Regions from separate parts of the Homo sapiens genome. Here region 1 is linked to region 2. A link is a loop called in an ENCODE intact Hi-C map of the cell type or tissue named here. Cell type or tissue: prostate gland. All regions are shown on one strand. Each heading gives the region's core, and the rest is flanking DNA. Links, peaks and the distances in the headings are about the cores only.

The links. Peaks named below come from ENCODE experiments on the same cell type or tissue, not always from the same donor. Only the 100,000 strongest peaks of a DNase experiment are listed, where the experiment ranks them.
Region 1: it touches region 2 in a loop (5-fold over the local background); 2 of 110 quality-filtered maps call a loop at or near these places.

Annotation. Positions count from the first base shown.
Region 1 is chr13:29,561,713-29,570,163 of GRCh38, reverse strand. All of the region lies in intron 1 of SLC7A1 (solute carrier family 7 member 1), which reads left to right. Among named protein-coding and RNA genes, the nearest start is that of SLC7A1, 30 kb to the left of the region's middle. RefSeq lists an enhancer at 1,968-2,473. In prostate gland, for the core only: a CTCF peak has its summit at 5,125; DNase peaks (open chromatin) are centred at 251 and 2,553; H3K27ac peaks cover 3,067 bases.
Region 2 is chr13:30,108,209-30,116,659 of GRCh38, reverse strand. LINC00365 (long intergenic non-protein coding RNA 365) reads left to right here and starts at 7,785. Exons shown (of 2, transcript NR_046998.1): 1 at 7,785-7,891. RefSeq lists a silencer at 1,517-1,866. In prostate gland, for the core only: CTCF peaks have their summits at 1,471 (motif pointing right) and 3,521; DNase peaks (open chromatin) are centred at 1,509, 1,831, 3,539, 7,609 and 1 weaker place; H3K4me3 peaks cover 1,057 bases; H3K27ac peaks cover 2,958 bases.

The DNA of each region.
Region 1 (8,451 bases), core at 235-8,234, 550 kb after region 2:
ATTCGTTTAATGCCAGAGGAACATGTGAATGAGCTTCCCCAGGATTCACAGGCAGGTGGGGAGCTGCTAGGTAATTTCACCTGCTGGCCCACCCAGGTAATGTGATTATGTGAATGTGGCATTCAGGGAGTTCTGTATGATGTTAGAAAACTTTTGTTTCTGGTTCTGTTTTTCTTTTAATTTGTGTAATGTGACCAGGACGTCTGTGGCCAGGCTAGCCAGCAGCCGTGTGCTTTGTTTGCTGGTTGGAGCCTGGCCAGCCATGGAGGTGGATCTGCGGGCCTTTGGGGCGACTCCTGCCTCAGCCTCCTAGAGCTCTGATAAGCACCGCTGAAACTCTTTGAGGTTCAGTGTTCTCATTTATGAAATGAGGACTGATGGTTGCTTTTCTAGGTATGTGAAAGACCTAGCACAGTGTCTGCTGCATACCAGCTGCTCAGATGTTATTGCATTACATTGAAGAATTTTTTAAAAATCTGTCTTGATAGTGCAATGTGTTGTTGTAACCTATCACTAGACTCACTGTGGGTACTCTTGAGAATGGGCTAGTGGTGATTAATCTGGTGTCCTTAGGAGCTCGATTTAGAAGGAGGAGGGCTATCATGTGATTATTGCAGCCCCCGCCTCATGAGGTCAAGCCCTCACACTTGCAGTGGGCCTGGTAGCTGCAGACATCCAGAGCTCACTGCCCCTAAGGCTGTTGCCATCAGGGGCCCTGCAGGGAGCAGAGTGCATTCTCAGGATGGGCAGTTTGAGGTGAGTTTAAATAAAGTGACTTTTTACAAAGGCAGGGCAGGGGGTTCACAGCCTGGAGTAGTGAGGGGGCCCTAACCACTTCTAACACCCTCAACCTGAGGGGAAGGGATGGTTTTGAGGCTGCACCTGGCTTGGTGAAGGGCCGATCTCCAATGAGACAGCCCGCAGAGAGGGTCCTCCTTCGCCTCACTCCTCCCTGCCAGTGCCCAGAGAGCTCGGGATGCATACAGGTGGGCCTCGTAGTGGGGAAGGCAGGGAGTGGCTCTGGGGGCAAACAGGATGCGATTTCAGACATGGGGCAGAGAGCCAGGTGCCCTCGGCTGAGCTGAGGACAAAAACAAGTCAGATGAGTTGTGCAGCCCACATTTTTCTTTGCTTTAGATAGGAGTCCGTTCTTAAAATGGAATCAAAGTGACTGGACAGAGACCCGTTTTGATGAATTTAAGCTGGTGGCTTGTTGGGTAATCTTCCTTCGCTTGCTTAGAAGCCTGGAGACCTGTGTTCAGGCGCGTCTGAGTCACTTGGTGTATTAGGACTTGAGTTGCCCTGTGGTAAAATAAAGGGACGGACTTGATCAGGGCTTATCAAGCAAGTGGTCTACAGGGCCAGGTAGCACATATTTTAGGCTTTGCGGCCACACAAGGTCTCAGTCTCATGATCATCATCTCCTTTTTCTTCTTTCTCTTTTTTCTCCTTCCCCTTCTTTAAAAACACAATCTTTTACAAATAAAAATCATTCATAATTCATGGTCAATACAAAAGTGGGCGAAGCGCCATTGTGTGTCAGCTCCTGGACTAGATCGTCACTCCCCTGTGTGCTTTGTGCACTGCTGTGTGCAAGGTGATTTTAGGGAATGCACATGCGTTTTTATTTTAATGGTATGTGAGTTCTAATGTGTATTAGGAAAAATAGATGACTAGCACCTTAAGAGTTCACTACCCATAGTTGTAGCTACGCGGGGCCCTCCAGGAAACAGTTGGCTCTCGCAGGCTGAGTGGTGGATGTGAGTTTTAAGACCTGATTCCAGGTAATTTTGGTGGTGCTCCATTTATGAGAGTAATACATCGTCGTGGTTTTTTAAAAATTTGCCTAAATTATTAAAAGATGGATTCCTTTAAGGAGAAATATTATAAGGGACAGTGTCCATACCACACAGAGCAGAACCTCACAGAAGAGGTACGGGGTAGACTGTGGTCTGGAGTGGATTAGATCAGCTCACTCCTCCCCAACACCACATTCCTTGATTATCCCACGTTTTAGATGTAGCCTGTTGGGAGCATTTCACATTGATGAAAATATTCTCAGCACTTTGAGAAGTTTTGTGTAAGTTTAGAGGAGAAAACAAGAGGGCAGAGCCATTTTTTCGATGGAGTCCTGACTGGCAGGTGCCAGGCATGTGGGGTGCCTGCCCACCCTGCCCCTCTGTGAAGAGCTGTCCCCTGGGTGGGAGCTCTTTGGAGTCAATCCCTCCTAGAAGTTAGGGCCACCTCACCCTCAAGGGCATGCACGTTCCAGCAACACAGCTAGTGATTTAGGCCCAGGAGAACAAATTAAGTCCAAAAAAAAAAGAGGCCAAGACTTGCAAGAGCTTGCTTAATTCCCTTTGGTAATTACTGGCTGTCAGTCTCCTTGAGCCTGAGCCTGTGCTGCTCTCCCGAGCTCCTGGCCACACCCGAGACTTATTTGTCTTTGTGGGCTTCTTTAGAACTGCCGCACTGTCCGGGTTGCATCCGTGGGAGGGATGCCCGCCTGCAGGGAGTTGTACCCAGCAGCTTGTAAACACCCAGGAGTGTGGCAGGAGCTTACCTGTCAGGTGTGCCTTGGCAGAGAAAAGGCTGCGGCCAAGCCCTTTGAGCATTCCGAACATTCAGTGTGGGAAGCATCCCAAAATTTGTCTCCCACTCACTGAGTTGGGCATGTCTTTTCCTATCCTCCCGGATGACTTTTTTGCCCTGGTAGTGAGCCCTGATGGCCTTAGGAAATACTGGGCTGGGCTAACAGACTGTTCCATTTTGACTGCCTGATGAGCTTTTACTCTTCTGCTTACCTATGTAAGCCACCCTATTCTTTTTGAGATCCTGGACCATAGGTATCCACAGAGTGAGAGGGCTTCCCTTCCCCCACACCCTGTTTTGACCTAAAAGCTTAAAAACCACGTGTATGGCATTATTTAAACCAAAAAATGCTGCAACCTGCCCCATTTTTATTATTCTGCGCCCTGTCACCATGAAATATTTAAGCTGCGTATTAAAACAGGAGCTTGTATTTGCAATGTAACAGAACACCAGAAGATGAGGCGGCAGTTGTAGGGAGAGTTTATCAAATAGGAGCTAATTTCACCCTCGTGAAACTCTCAAAGCAGAATGACGGTTACATGTAATAAATAGCTTGTGCAAGTAGAGTGGAGAGCCTCTTACCAACGGCAACTGGAGCCATGATGATTGATTTCTAGGGGAGTGGGGTGGTAGAGTTTTGACTTGAAGCAGAATTAAAGTATGTGGGAGAAAGTGCTGCCTTAGCAACCGAACTTGAATAGAAGTTCAAGTTCAAATCTGCCTGTCATGGTTAGTGGGAAAACTATACTGGGGTCCCTTTGGATAGGGCTCCTCTTGACTTTTTTTACAAAAAATAGTTTTATAAATCTGATTTACATAGTATAAAGCTCACCTATTGAAAGTATAAATTCAGTGATTTTTAGCAAATTCACAGGATTATGCAGCCATCGCCCTAATTCTGGAATATTTTCGTCACCCCTAAAAGGAAACTCGTACCCATTAACAGTCATTCCCCACCCGTAGCCAAGCCGTACACAACCACTTATTTCCTTTTTATCTCTATCCTGGACATTTCATATAAGTGGCATGACACGGAATGTGACCCTTTATGTCTGGCTTCTTTCACTTAGCATCGTGTTTTCAAGGTTCATCCGTGTTGCAGCATATGTCAGAATGTCATTGCTTTTTATGGCTGAATAATATTCCTTTGTCTGGATGTACCACATTTCGTTTATCCATTCAGCAGTCGATGGACGTTTGGGTTGTTTCTGCTTTTTGCCTATTATGAATAATGCTACTGTGAACATTGGTGTACATTTTCATGTGGACACTTGCTTTCCTTTATCTTGAGCATTGACCTTAATGGAATTGCTGTATTGTACCTCTGTGCACTTTTTGAGGAATCTTCTTAGTTGTTTTGTTCTTCCGTTTTGAATTGTAAGTATTTTTTAATTGTGGGACAATACACAGAACAAAAATTACCATCTTAGCCATTTTTAAGTGTGCAGTTCAATCACATTAACTACATTTACATTGTTGTACAACCATCGCTGCTGCCATCCTTTTCTTGGGTTTTGGCGAAACAGTCCACACCATCTCTTAGGCCCCAGAAAGGATAAATAACTTTGGCTTTGACTCAGCAAAGAGGTGGGTTAGTAATGATCTAACTCACTGCCTTTTGAGAGGTGTGAGAGTCTAGACAGGGTGATGGTTCCTTGGCCCAGAACCGCAGGATCCCTTCTCTGTATAGATGCTGCTGCGTTAGGAAGCTTTGGATAAGAGGAGCAGGATGGGGATAACTTGAAGAGGCTGCCCGAGAACTGGGAGCAGGGAAATGGTAAGGTGGGCTACTGTCTGCATCCTGGGGGAGCCCACCGGGCATGTTTGAGGGACACTGTCTTTCCCGGGCTTTTCTCCAGGGCATAAGTAGGTGCACAGAGGCTTCTTTTTGTGTGTGGTGGACTGAGATCCACCTGTGTCCTGGCAGATGGCAGAAAGGGATCCTGAGTATAAAGGTATGTGGATCAGATTTACTGAGTCACTGGAGAGTGTACAAGTGTGGACCAAAGTGTGTAAGTGTGTTTAAGGAAGACCGTCATAGACCTATAAGAGGTCCTGGAGAAGGTGGGCCTAGACCATCAACAGCAGGCCCCCTCTTCCCCACCTCTTGGGAGGCCAATGCCCTGGTGCTCCTTGAACCCTTTGTGCTCCTCCAGGCCCTGTTCTGGGAACGCCTGCTGGGTCTGTTGGCCCTGCCCTGAAGTACTCCCCAGGCCTCCTTTCTCTCTCTGCTGGCCATCTTGAGATTACCCTGCTGTATTGTATTTGTATTGTTTGTATTGTACTCATGCATCTTCATGAGCAGCTCTCTTATCTTCTCAGTAACATAGTCACCTCCTCACTGGAAAGGTCTGTATTTTATACTCTTTTGGGTTAAGTCACTGGCAGACAGAAACATCAATATCCTAATTCAGGATGGATGCCACAGTCTGCCCAGTTAGCTCATTAATTAGATAATTCTTTAAAAATATTGACAAACCATTAATTAAGAGCTGATTATTCACACATCAAACAATTCTTCACTTAAACTAGAGGATTTCTTTAAATAGCAGCTCCCCCTGGCTGCATTTATCTCTTTGTGTAGTTTATTAGCTATTTGGCAGAGAAATTTCAGAATGCCAGCTACAAGCCAGTGCAGTTGAAGAACAGAATGTAATGGAGGGAAAGTATTTCTGGAAGCATGTCATTTATTCAAAGAAATTATCTAAGAATGTATTTCTTTTGAAAAGTGCTTAATATATTTATATATGTAATCTCTATTTATTTTCTTAAATAATTCTGTGAATGTAGCAGTATTTTCTGCATTGGAGAAGGCAGGATATTGAGATTCAGAGTAATTTGCCCAGGCTTATTCAGCTAGTCCATGGTTGAGCAGGGATTGATATCAATGTCTTCCTCAGGACCTGTGCCTCCTCATCCCATTGCCTCTGACTGCATTTGCTAAGTGGGAGGATCGTCCTTGCATCTAATTAAACTTGTACTATAATTTCATTATGGCTCTTGCCCTAGGGGAGCTATTATAAGTCTGGCATAGAGTTTCAGTAGTATTGAAAATAATGGAGCATCGTGGATTTAGAGTTAGACGCACACACTGAGGTTTGAGCCGAGATTCCGCTTCATAGAACCTACTTTATGCAGCTGGTTTTTTCACATGTGAAGCAATTGTAACAGCTGTATAACCTTCAAAGGCTTGGCTTAAGTATTAAATGAGATTACATACTCATTTAAGAAGAAGTGCCTTAGGAGAGGGCACTGGTGCATCGTAGGCACTTAATAGCAGTGTTAGCCTTTGTTATTATTATTGTCAGTGGGCCTATAACTGACTTCACGGGTGCATTTATTGTTGGCTGAGCCAGAGGTGAGCTGTGCAGGATAGTTGGTGAGAGCATGTCAAATGGAAGGCGGGAAATGACTGAGTGGAAAATCAGTGTATTCTTCCAGACCACCCCTTCCTCCAGCCCTTGTCCTCCCTTCCTCTTTCTCCCCACTATTTTCCTGTGTTAGTCATGGTTTTCCTTTTACCATCTTGAGAGGATTCTGGCATTCCGTGACTGTGTGGTCCTTCCAGCTCTCCGAGCTTAGGACTTGGTGTTTTTAAATTCTCATTGGCCGGCAGAGCATCACTTGGAGAGAAGCTGCCCTCCCCATGGTGAAAACTGCCTCTCACCGGCTCAAGATGGCCTTCCCCCAGGAGCACCAAAACCCTGTCTTTTTTGTGACAGGAGGACTTTTTAATAAATTGGCAGTGGTGCCTTAGTTTCAGAGTTGAGCTACCTTTCCTGAGCATCAGCATCTCATCCATAAAGTGGGGATGGGTATCCCTGCATGTGCTGGGAGACCCATGGACAGCACAGGGTAGTGCTGGCAGTCCCGTCTCTTCAAGCTGCCCATCTTCTCCATGCTGCCTGCAGGGCGAAGGCATCCCCAACAGTTGGACAAGCTGTCAGTTTCACTCTTAGAAACCAGAGCCTGGATTCATTGCGATGGGAAACTTGTCTTCGTCTCCTACGTCTTTTCATCCTTTACTGCTGTTCTTCCCCTGTTTCTTCTTAGTTATTCTCCTATCTGGTTCAGGGACATCGAGGGTGTTCTCCAGGGGCGTGATGACAGAGTTTCGCTTTCCTGTAAATATGTTTGTGCCTATTTTGCAGACAATATTTGTAATTTTTAATATTACAATTTAAATAGTGAAACATCAAAAAACCCACTTAAGTAAATTTGTAGAACATTTTGCCGTCCACCGTTGCACACGGTAAGGCAGGCTTTCTCTACCTTGGCACATCATGGATCATTCTTTGTTGAGGGAACTGCCCTGTGCATGGTAGGATTTAGCTGTATCCTTAGCCTCTGCCTGCTAGTTGACCACCATCCTTCAATTGCGACAACCTAAAATGTCTCCAGACATTGTCAGATGTCCTTCAGGGACAGAGTCACCCCCAGTTGAGAGCCACTGCACTGCAGCCCCCGACTCTGTCCTCCCGGCCTCTCTCGTTGCCCCTTTTGGAGCCATCATTAGATTTACACCAGTTGGTTAGAATGGCTTTCTCTAGCCTTTTGCAGTGCACAGCACAGAAGGAGTTTGTAGCCTTTTCTCAGAGTATTTTGCATCTCAAAGGAAGGATGAATCATGCAATTTTGAGCCAAATGGTCTTTTCCTGGGTGCAAAATGAGCTGGAGTAATTTTAATTATTGAAGGGCTGGAGGTAGGATAAATATCTTACTGTTTCTTCCTTGACCACATTTCCTTTAGCATTTGTAAGTATTATAGAACCACAAATATTATATAGATTGTGTGGTCTTTTCAACAGCTTTTGCGTTTACATTTTATTGCTGCCTCAGGGATTGGACAGGAACTGGTATAGGTTCCAAATAACAGTGGAACCATGACAGATATTAGAAATTAGGAGAATACCACAACAATGATAACTGTGCGAGGTAATGCATATGTTAGTTGGCCAGGTTCAGTCATTTCACAGTGTACCGGTTGAGGATACCTTATCCAAAATGCTTGGAACCAGGAGCATTTCGGATTTGGGATTTTTTCAGATTGAACTATTTGCATTATACTTACCAGTTGGACATTCCTAATCCAAAAAAGTCTGAAACTGAAAATGCTCCAGCGAGCGTTTCCTTTGAGCATCATGTTGGTGCTCAAAGTTTCAGATTTTGAAGCATTTCAGATTTTGGATTTTTGGATCAGAGACACCCAACCTGTGTATACACTTTAAAATATGATGTTGTACATAGTAAATACATACAATTTTGTCTGTCAATGTGAAATATAAAATGAAATAATCTTAAAGAAAGTAGGGGAAGAACTATTGACATTCTCACGTGGAGACGAATCCATTCTATGAGTTTGCCTGGGAACTGTTGAGTAACAGCTGGAACATTCACTGTCATCAGGTGAAGGACAGGGCGTGATCATTGGGAAACTGGCAGGCTGAGAATATGCTATGCTGGGATGGAACTACGGAAGTCAGGAAGTGTGGGTCCGTCAGGAATGCAGGGGAACGTGATACTTGACAGTTTTGGTTTCTAGTACCATCCATTTGTGAGCCTTGCCATTACTCTGTATTACTGCAGTTAACAAGAGTCTGGATAAATCTAAGATTTGGACTTTCAGGACTGGAAGGCTCAAGGACAGAGGGGATGCCCCCGTTTCTGTGGTCCAGAAAACCCTTTGGGAATTGCAGCTTTCAGTGTGTCTGCAGAACAGCCGCTGGGATGGTCAGCCATTGATGCAGTCCGGTGGTGCCATGTGTGGGGCCCATCACAAAAGGGGCAGAAGGGCCTCAGACCTCGAGAGCCTCAGAGGGCAGTTCTGGATTCTTCGGTGATGCCTGGGGCCTGCCCTTG
Region 2 (8,451 bases), core at 156-8,155:
CATAATGGCAGGGCCGTGGGCTGGCTCCCTCCAGAAGCTGTTGCTCTGACAACTGAGTGATGGGAAGAAAGCCTGGGCCATCCAAGCTGGTGGCTTCAGGAAGGGTGGAGGACAGTCTCCACGCTGCTGCTGCCGAGTGCTGATGAAGAGACTTCCTCTGAGGCCGGCTCGGCCCTGAGCCTCCCAGGAGACCCACCATCTGTCTTAGCTTCTCTGCCTCTCCCGGTTTTACAAGAGGTGGGAAACCCAGGCCCAGAGGGACACAACCCAACCTTGCTGATTTGGTCTACAAAGGATCTGTCAATTTACTTTGCAAAGTAAGTCATTGGTATTTACTTTCTCCTCCTCCTCCTTCTTTTGCCGTCCATTCAGAAATGTCTGAATGATCACTGCTGCGTCAGCCTCTGTGAAATTCAACTCTGTACACAATCAACAGAACAGATGTCCACACAGAGTAAGTTACAAGAGGGAGTCCATATCACAAAGCTAACTGCCTGACTTAGATGGCTGAAATTCCCAGGCATTTCCACATTTATACATTGTATTCGGGGAATAAAACAAAAGGCTGCTGCTAAGGTCTGAATGTTTGTGTCCTCTCAAAATTCACGTTAAAACTGAACTCCCAAGGTGATGGCATTAGCAGGCAGGGCCTTTGGGAAGTGATTAGGTCACCCTGATGAACGGGATTAGTGCCCTTATAGAAGAGATCCCAGGGAACGCTCTTCCTCCTTCTCCCAGGTAAGGACACAGCTAGGAGGCACCATCTATGAACCGGAGAGCAGGCTTTCCCCAGACACTGAATCAGCTGGCACCTTGATCTGGGACTTCCCAGCCCCAAGAACTGTGAGAAATCAGTTTCTATTGTTTATAAGCTACCAGTCTAGGGTATTTTGCTATAGCAGCCTGACTATAGCAGCTGGATTAGGATTGCCATTTAGAGTTATAAGCTTTTTCAGATGTTCATATAAAGACATTTTACTTATCATTTGTTTTCATTAAATTAAGTAAATAAAAATTTTTAAAGTTACTCAAACTGTGTTCTATGGTGCTTTAATTTAACTTTCTTATTCATTACCCTACTTATTCATTCCTTATTCCAGATAAAAGCCTTTGTGAAGGTCAGTGTTATGTATTTAATATATTTAAGAAAACGTTGCATTTATAACTCATTCATTCCTTGCCAAAGTATCCGTGGTTCCAGGAGAAAGAGCCAACGCGGCTATATTTGCCCCGCAGACAAGTAAGTGTTTCGTTGCCATTGGGTTCACGACATGCAGGTGCATAACATTCTCTGCCTGCACTTTCCGGGCCTTACTTACCATTCTTCCTTTCTATCGCATCTCCTTTCTTTCATTCCTTAAGCCTGTGGGAATCCTGCCACCAAGCCCTCTGATGGGAAAATGCGTCCACTGTTTTCTTTAGCTGAAAACTACCCCTAAACTACTGAAGGGGAAAGCCCAGCGCTGGGGAACCGGTGTCCGCCAGGGGGAGCCGTGGTTTCTGTCTGGGGACGCAGCGCTCCGGGCCAGCACCTGGCTGCGACGGCTGCGCGGGGACGCAGTGCGCGCGCCTCACGCGCCGCGAGCTGACTCAGGCTTGCAGGTTGCAGCGGCGCTCGCCTGCCTGGGCGCTGCGGCTCGCGGGGTGCCGGCCTGCAGCCAGGGGCACGGGGCCTGGCGCAGAGCCAGGCGACGAGCGACGGGGGCTTGAACCAGCTTGGGCCCCGCGACCTGCCCCGGCCGGGGGTGGACGGCGCGGCGCCGGGCAGCGAGCACCTGGGCGGGGACGCGCTCGGTGAACGGGGTCACAGAGTCACTAATGGCTCCCGCCACCCCCGCCGCCGCCGCCGCCTCCCGCAGCCGCCCGCGCGGCGGAGGAAATGGACCTGCCAGAGGATTGATCTCCCTGGGAAATGGCTGCGTCGGCGCTGCGGTTCCAAGGAGTCTGGCAGCCTCGCTGCAGTGTCCTTCCAGAGCCATCCCCTGCAGCCCTCGTGCCTCTCTGCCCTTTTTTTCCTCTTACAAAAACAAAATGTTTCTAAATTTCCAGCCAGGGGGCCCTATCCTCAATAGATCTGTCATTCACTGGGGCCCTTGAAATCATGGGTCATTGCAAGCAATTTTCTAAACTTCGTTTTTAGCTGGGGAAACTCCCCAGGGTCTGTGGTCAAGGGAGAGCAGGGGTATTTAAAAGCTGACCCTTGTAACCCACTGCTCTCCCTTCTCCTTTGAAGATAAAGGGAGGGCGGGGTTCTGAACACTGACTCGAGGAAGTTTGGGAATTCTCGTGCCCACGTTCCTGCTAAGGAGTGGCTAGTGGAGCGTGAGAGCAGTTACTGTGAGCCAGACCCGTGCTAAGCCCCACATTGAAGGCATTTCGTGCTCCAAGGAATCCGATCACTCTCATTTTACAGAGGACAAAATCAGGGCTCAGCGAGGCCTGGTCATTTGCCAAAGCTTACACACCTAGGCTCTGCCAGAGGCACCCTTGTCACTTAACTCCCCGACTGAGTCCCCTTAACCTCCACCCAGAGAGGAGAGGTTCCCGGAGTGGTTTAAGAGATAACAACTCCCCTATTGACGGGGGCGAGGAGTAGGCAAAGTGGGATCCCCAAGCCATTGCCAGAGACTTCCGGGTTCAAGAGTGGTTCAAGAGTCCTTGTGTACAAAAAGAGCAGATAAAGAGTTTGCTTCAGGCACTCTCAGCATCAAAGTCACCTAACATTTGCCCAGCTTAGGGGGTGGGGGGAGTTTGGGGGGTATATCAGTTTGCTAGGCATAGTATAATATCATAGACTGGGTGGCTTAGACAACAGACATAGATGTTCTCACTGTTCTGGAGGCTGGACGTCCGAGATAAAGATGTAGTCCGGGCGTGTTTCTCCAGGGCCTCCTTGGCTGCCTTTTGCTGTGTGCTCACATGGGTTTTCCTCTGTGCATGCACTTGTCTATGTCCAGATTTCCTCTTTGTATGAGGACACCAGTCAGATGGGATTAGGGCCTACTCTAAGACCTCATCTTAACTTAATTAACTCTGTAAAGCTCTTATCTCCAAATACAGTTACATTCTGAGGCACTAGACGGCAACAGGATTTTTTGGGGGGGGGTGGGGAGAGGGGTAAAATTCAGCCCTAAGAGGGGTCCAAATAAATGTTACTTGTAAGATACCACACCTTGAAAAATGTGTGTTCCTATTCCGTATGTAAATCAGTCAGGTTTTTATTTTTGCACATAAACATCTTTCCGAAGAACAGAGAGCCCTGAGAAAAATGCCCAAGCACTCTGTACTCTGTCTATTCATTGTTTTTTAGGAGTCATGAGTCTTTGGTTTGGCTCAAGCAAAATCATGTGTGAAATCCAATAAATGGGAAGTCTTTATTGCTCAACCGCTTTTGAAAAATATCTATCATTGAGGCCAGTTTTTTTTTTTCTCCTGTCAGGTCTCATGATTTTCTACTGAAACCAACTCTGGAGTAAAAGGCTTACGTTGGCAGGAGAGTGTAGTACCTAAGGGCGGACGCTAGATGACGCCCCGGGTAGAGGCAGGGAGGAAACAAAATGTCTGCAGCCTCAGCTCAGGCTTTGATTCGGCTGGAATGCGTTCATTCATTCTTGAAGTTGGAGTTTTTCAATCAAAATGAAACCTACTGCTCTGACTCTAATGGAAAAGTCAGGGTTTTGTTTTGTTTTGTTTTTTAATGGTAATGAGCAGTATGTGATCTAATCGAGGAATTATAATTGATCGATGCTAAAGTGATTATTACCAGGAGCTCTCGTTTTTCTGTTAGACATCTTCAGTGGCTGTTCTCTTTAGGAGAGCACGTGCTTCCTAATCTCTTCCTCCCCTCGTTCCTGCAGGGCTCCCTGCCTCCCAGGTGCAGGCTCTCCCTCTGCAGTGGCTGAGCAAAGTCTCACGTCTCTGCTGAATACACCGGCATGTCTGTAGGCGGGGGACCGTGTCAATTGAGTTGTATGACATAATGTTGGAAAAAGAGGGGCTTCCGCAGAGAAGAAGATGAAAAGGTGCTTGTGACCTGGAATGCTTATTATGCCAAATTTCCCAGGCCAAGAACTGTGGCGCTGCATCTTAATTTAGTTCTGGGTTTGGAGCCGTGCGGCATCAGGATGGGAGAAATGGCTACAGAAATGACTCCCACAGCTTCTCATTCATTTGTTCCCCTGGGGTATTGCCAGGTTGGGAGAGGGAGGCTGTAGGTTACAGCGATGTCTCCTCCACCTTAGTGTACAAAGGAAAGGGCAGGACAACAGATGGTTTATGCATTACTTGAAAATGTTCTCCTGAACCGTCCATACTGTCTTTAGTCTGCGGGGTCCAGAGTCACATCAGGCTTATCTTTTAACACTGAGTGCTCTGCACTCTTATATTCACTGGGAAAAGCTGGATTGTGCAGTGATTCCCAATCCTGGCTCCATGTTTCACCATTCGTGCTGCATGGTCTCCAGCTATTTCCCGTCCCCATTCGTTCTTCGTCCTTCTCTGCCCTGTGCAGACCCCTAGAAGCTGTTCTTTGTGACCTGCTCCAGTCCCTGTTCCCCTCTCTTGCCCTCTTGCTTCTTAGCTGGGCTTGGCCATTGGATGGAAGGGAGAGAAGTGAGGGTGTCTCTTCTGTTCTCCCCCTGCTGGCAGTGGTGGGTCCTTCTGGGGCCCCAGCTCCAGTTAGGCAGCCCCATGCCCTGCTGCTAGCTCTCCCTGGTTTGCTAGAACACCGCTTTCTGCCTTTGCCCCTTCAGGCTTCAGGGTGAAACGGCTTCCAGCTCTGCCATCCCTAGTTAGTTTGTTTATGCCTCCCCAGGCCTCTGTAAATCATCTCTTCATTAAACTCTCTTCTGTCAGCCTTTTGAGGGGCTGGCTCTTCCCAGCAAGCCTTTGTTTGAATCACTGTCCAAGCAAAGTGGGATTCATAGCTGAACTCTTTGAGCCTCCGTTTCCTTCTTTCTGAAGTGAGAAAATTTATGGCTGGGTGCAGTGGCTCAAGCCTGCAATCCCAGCACTTTGGGATGTCAAGGCAGGAGGATTCATTGAGGCCAGGAGTTTGAGACCAGCCTGGATAACATAATGAGACCCTGTCTCTACAAAAAACAAGAAACAACAACAACAACAACAACAAAACCTAGCTAGATGTTGCGGCATGCACCTGTGGTCCCAGCTACTCAAGAAGCTGAGGAAGGAGGATCCCTTGAGCACCGGAGGTTGAGGCTGCAGTGTGTTGTGATCATGTCACTGCCCTCCAACCTAGATGACAGAGGGAGACTCTGTCTCAAATAATAATAATAATAATAATAATAATGGGAAAATTATTAATACTACCTACCTTATTGGTTGTGAGGATTAAAACTAGTGGCATTCAACAGGTATTCATTTCACATAAAAGATTCCACTTACCAGCATAATGAATGGCATAAGTCAGGTACTTGATAAATGTTTTTATTCATTTGTTTTGACTTTTTTATGAATGGAGAGATTAATGAATTCACACTGAAGCACCTTAGGTTTGAACAGTAAGTCAATGAGTGCCATGCTCACCTGATGCCAGCAGGCAGCATGGTTCAGAGCAGAGACTCCGGTGCCAGATTGCCTGCAGGAAATCTTGGGCCTTCCAAGCTCCCTGTGAGCAGTCTGTGCCTCAGTTCCCTCATCTGTTCAGTGTGGCTGGTGTTAGGAACCCTTCTCCTGTGGGTGGAGAGAGGATGGATGAAGTCATGTGCATCAGGCATGTGTTTTTGATGTTTTCTGGAATGTAGGAACCAAAGCTGCCCCCTCCTTCCCTCTTCGTGGCTCCTCCCTTCATAATGGAAGCTGCCGAAGTCCAGCTGCTGTTTGCGCGTGTGCAGACCCAGGATCCTCTGAGACAAAGCAGCAAGGTTCAGCGGGAACCCTGCAGGTGGCAAGGGAGCAAGGGTCTCATCTGTCTTAGCAGTAGCTTGAGATTGGCCCCTGCAACTCCGTGGCAGGAATTTAGAAGCTGTGTGAGGACAATGGAGAGAAGGGACTAGGCCCAAACTCTTCACTCAACAGGGGGCAGGCTGGGAGGTTCTGGACCACATGCTCAGAGTCAGCAGTCAGGCCAGATGGAACAAGAGGTCGGCAGCTGGACTACATGGCCGTCTCTTGGGCTATTTGGCCTTCACTTCGCCTGGGAGGATGACGGGGCAGGTCCCTGGACAGAGCAGCTTCTGGGCTTCTGGACAATCTCAGGCTGCTCTGTGGCTGCTGGAGATGAAAGGGTCTTGCCAGTCATGTTTTGCCTTCCTGCCAAAGTGGAGAGTTGTCCTGTCCATCCTCAAGGCCCCTGATGTTGGTTGGAATTTACCGTATACTCTTGCAGCTTCCTTTATTACCACTCACTTCTGCGAGGCTGGAGTGGACCTCGTCTTGTTTGTCATATGAGTGCTCAGGTTTTCCATCATGCTGCAGTCCAGCGGGTGCCATGAATGTCTGCTGAGTGTTGCTGTCACAGAGAGAGGGGAGTTGGTTGTGACTGCCCAGTCACCAGTGTTTTTGTGGGTTTCTGGCAGGGCTAGTGGGACCACTCTGCAAATGAAACTTCTGTTAATATTATCTCAGTGCTTTATTAACTAAATTCCTAAGATAAAGTCCAGAAAGACCCATGTTAGACAGAAATCAGCACCATGTTGCCTAGAATTCCCGAGAACAGCGAGTGTGCTCTCAGGACCGAACCACCTCGCACATGCCTTTGTGTAGCGTGAACACTTTTGAATGTGTTGAATGCTTTTGAATGAGTTACCGTTTCTTCACTCTTGGAACTTTCCATCTCTTTGCCACTTTTGTTTCCTGTTCACAGACCCTGTCTAATTCTCCCATGCCTTTCCAAAGTTTGGATTGTTAGCACTAGAATGATTATTTCTTGGTAAATTCTTTTATTCTTAATTTCTTAAATTCTTTTAACATAAATGCACATAAATTATGTTAGAGTTTATGCTCTTTTGTTTTACAATAGCGTTTTATTACAAAGGCACATTTGAGCTGAGATATAATCTGACCTCCTGGGCTTTTGTGTGTTTATCCCATTATTCACATTTTTTGTCCTTAGCTTTTTGTAGATTTTCGAGTGGGCCACCTCTCTTTGTCCTTATTGCATGTCAGCTTGTTTTTGACAAGTCATTTTTCTGATTTTAGAATGACTCTTTGACATCTCAGCCACTGTGCAAAGAAGGCAATGTCCCTTCTCCCCTCCTCCTTATGTTCCCTGCAAATTTAATGAGATGGTCTTCGATTTCCTTACTTCAGCTGCGGGTGGATGTATGAAGTGCCCCATGTCCAGGCCTGATCCCTTTGGGGGGACCCTCATGGAGCACCTCCCTGGAATAAACTGTGACTTTGACCTCCCCTTCTGGCCTCTTGGGCCACTAAGCTTTCCTCTGGGCTCCTTTCCCTTGCAGGCTAACCCCAGGGGCCTGTGACATCAGAACTCCATCCCCAGTGCTGTGCCAAGGTGAGTCTGCTTCTGCTGGGAGTTATTACGAGATGAAACCTGAGGGAGGAAGGCCAGGTATTTCCTGAACGTCATGGAACACGAGGCCCAGGTGATTCAGCGAGGTCAGAGTCTGCTGTGGTGGCGGTGGCGGCAGTTGGCAGAGGGGAGCCTGGAGGGAGGTGGGGAGTTAACGACTGCCTGCCTCCTCCCTGACCCCGCCTGCCTCTCAGCTCTAACATGCCTGTGATTTCATCATGCACACCTTTGTCAACAATCCATTTAGCAACCAAATTATACACCGGGTAATTATAGCTTCCAGCCTCATGTCAGGAGTCCCCTGCTCAACAGCGTGCTCCTGGTGATACTGCCACCCGTAACGGGTACTGGCTTTGCTAACATCCTGACGAGACGTCGGGGAGAGACGGGAAGTGGCAGGTGGGTTGCCCTGACTTATGTTAATTGTCTATGTCAGGCCTGCGGGTCTTGTTTTGACAGTCCCAAAATTATGTTTGGACTGCTGATTAGATCAATATGGGAAACTGGGCCAGAGGAGTTTCTCTGTGAGGAAAAAACAATCTGGGTAAGATCAGATCCTCAGGTGTGAAGGAGGGAGTCTCTTTTCACAGCCCCCTTGACCTTCCCGTCTCACTTGGAGCTGCCCCTCTCTGTCCCAGCTGCAAAAATGGACCCAGGAAACACGGTGGAGGGTAGGAGCTATGGGGTGGGCAGAGTCATAGCAGGGGACAGGGCTGCCTTGGAGGCCAGCCCATGCATTCACAAGGATGTATTCAAGGTTTAGTCTGAGCCCTCACTTTGTGGCTTTATAGATGATTGTTTTAATAGGGCGCAGTGAGGAGGGAGGGGCACAACCCCAGAGATGGCAGCAATGTGGGTGGCTGGGAGACGTGGCCACAGCTAAAGACAACCTGGGCATGGCTCTGAGTCAGCAAAGGGGGATATTTTTCTCAGATTTATTAAAAGTGGTAGCTGCTGGT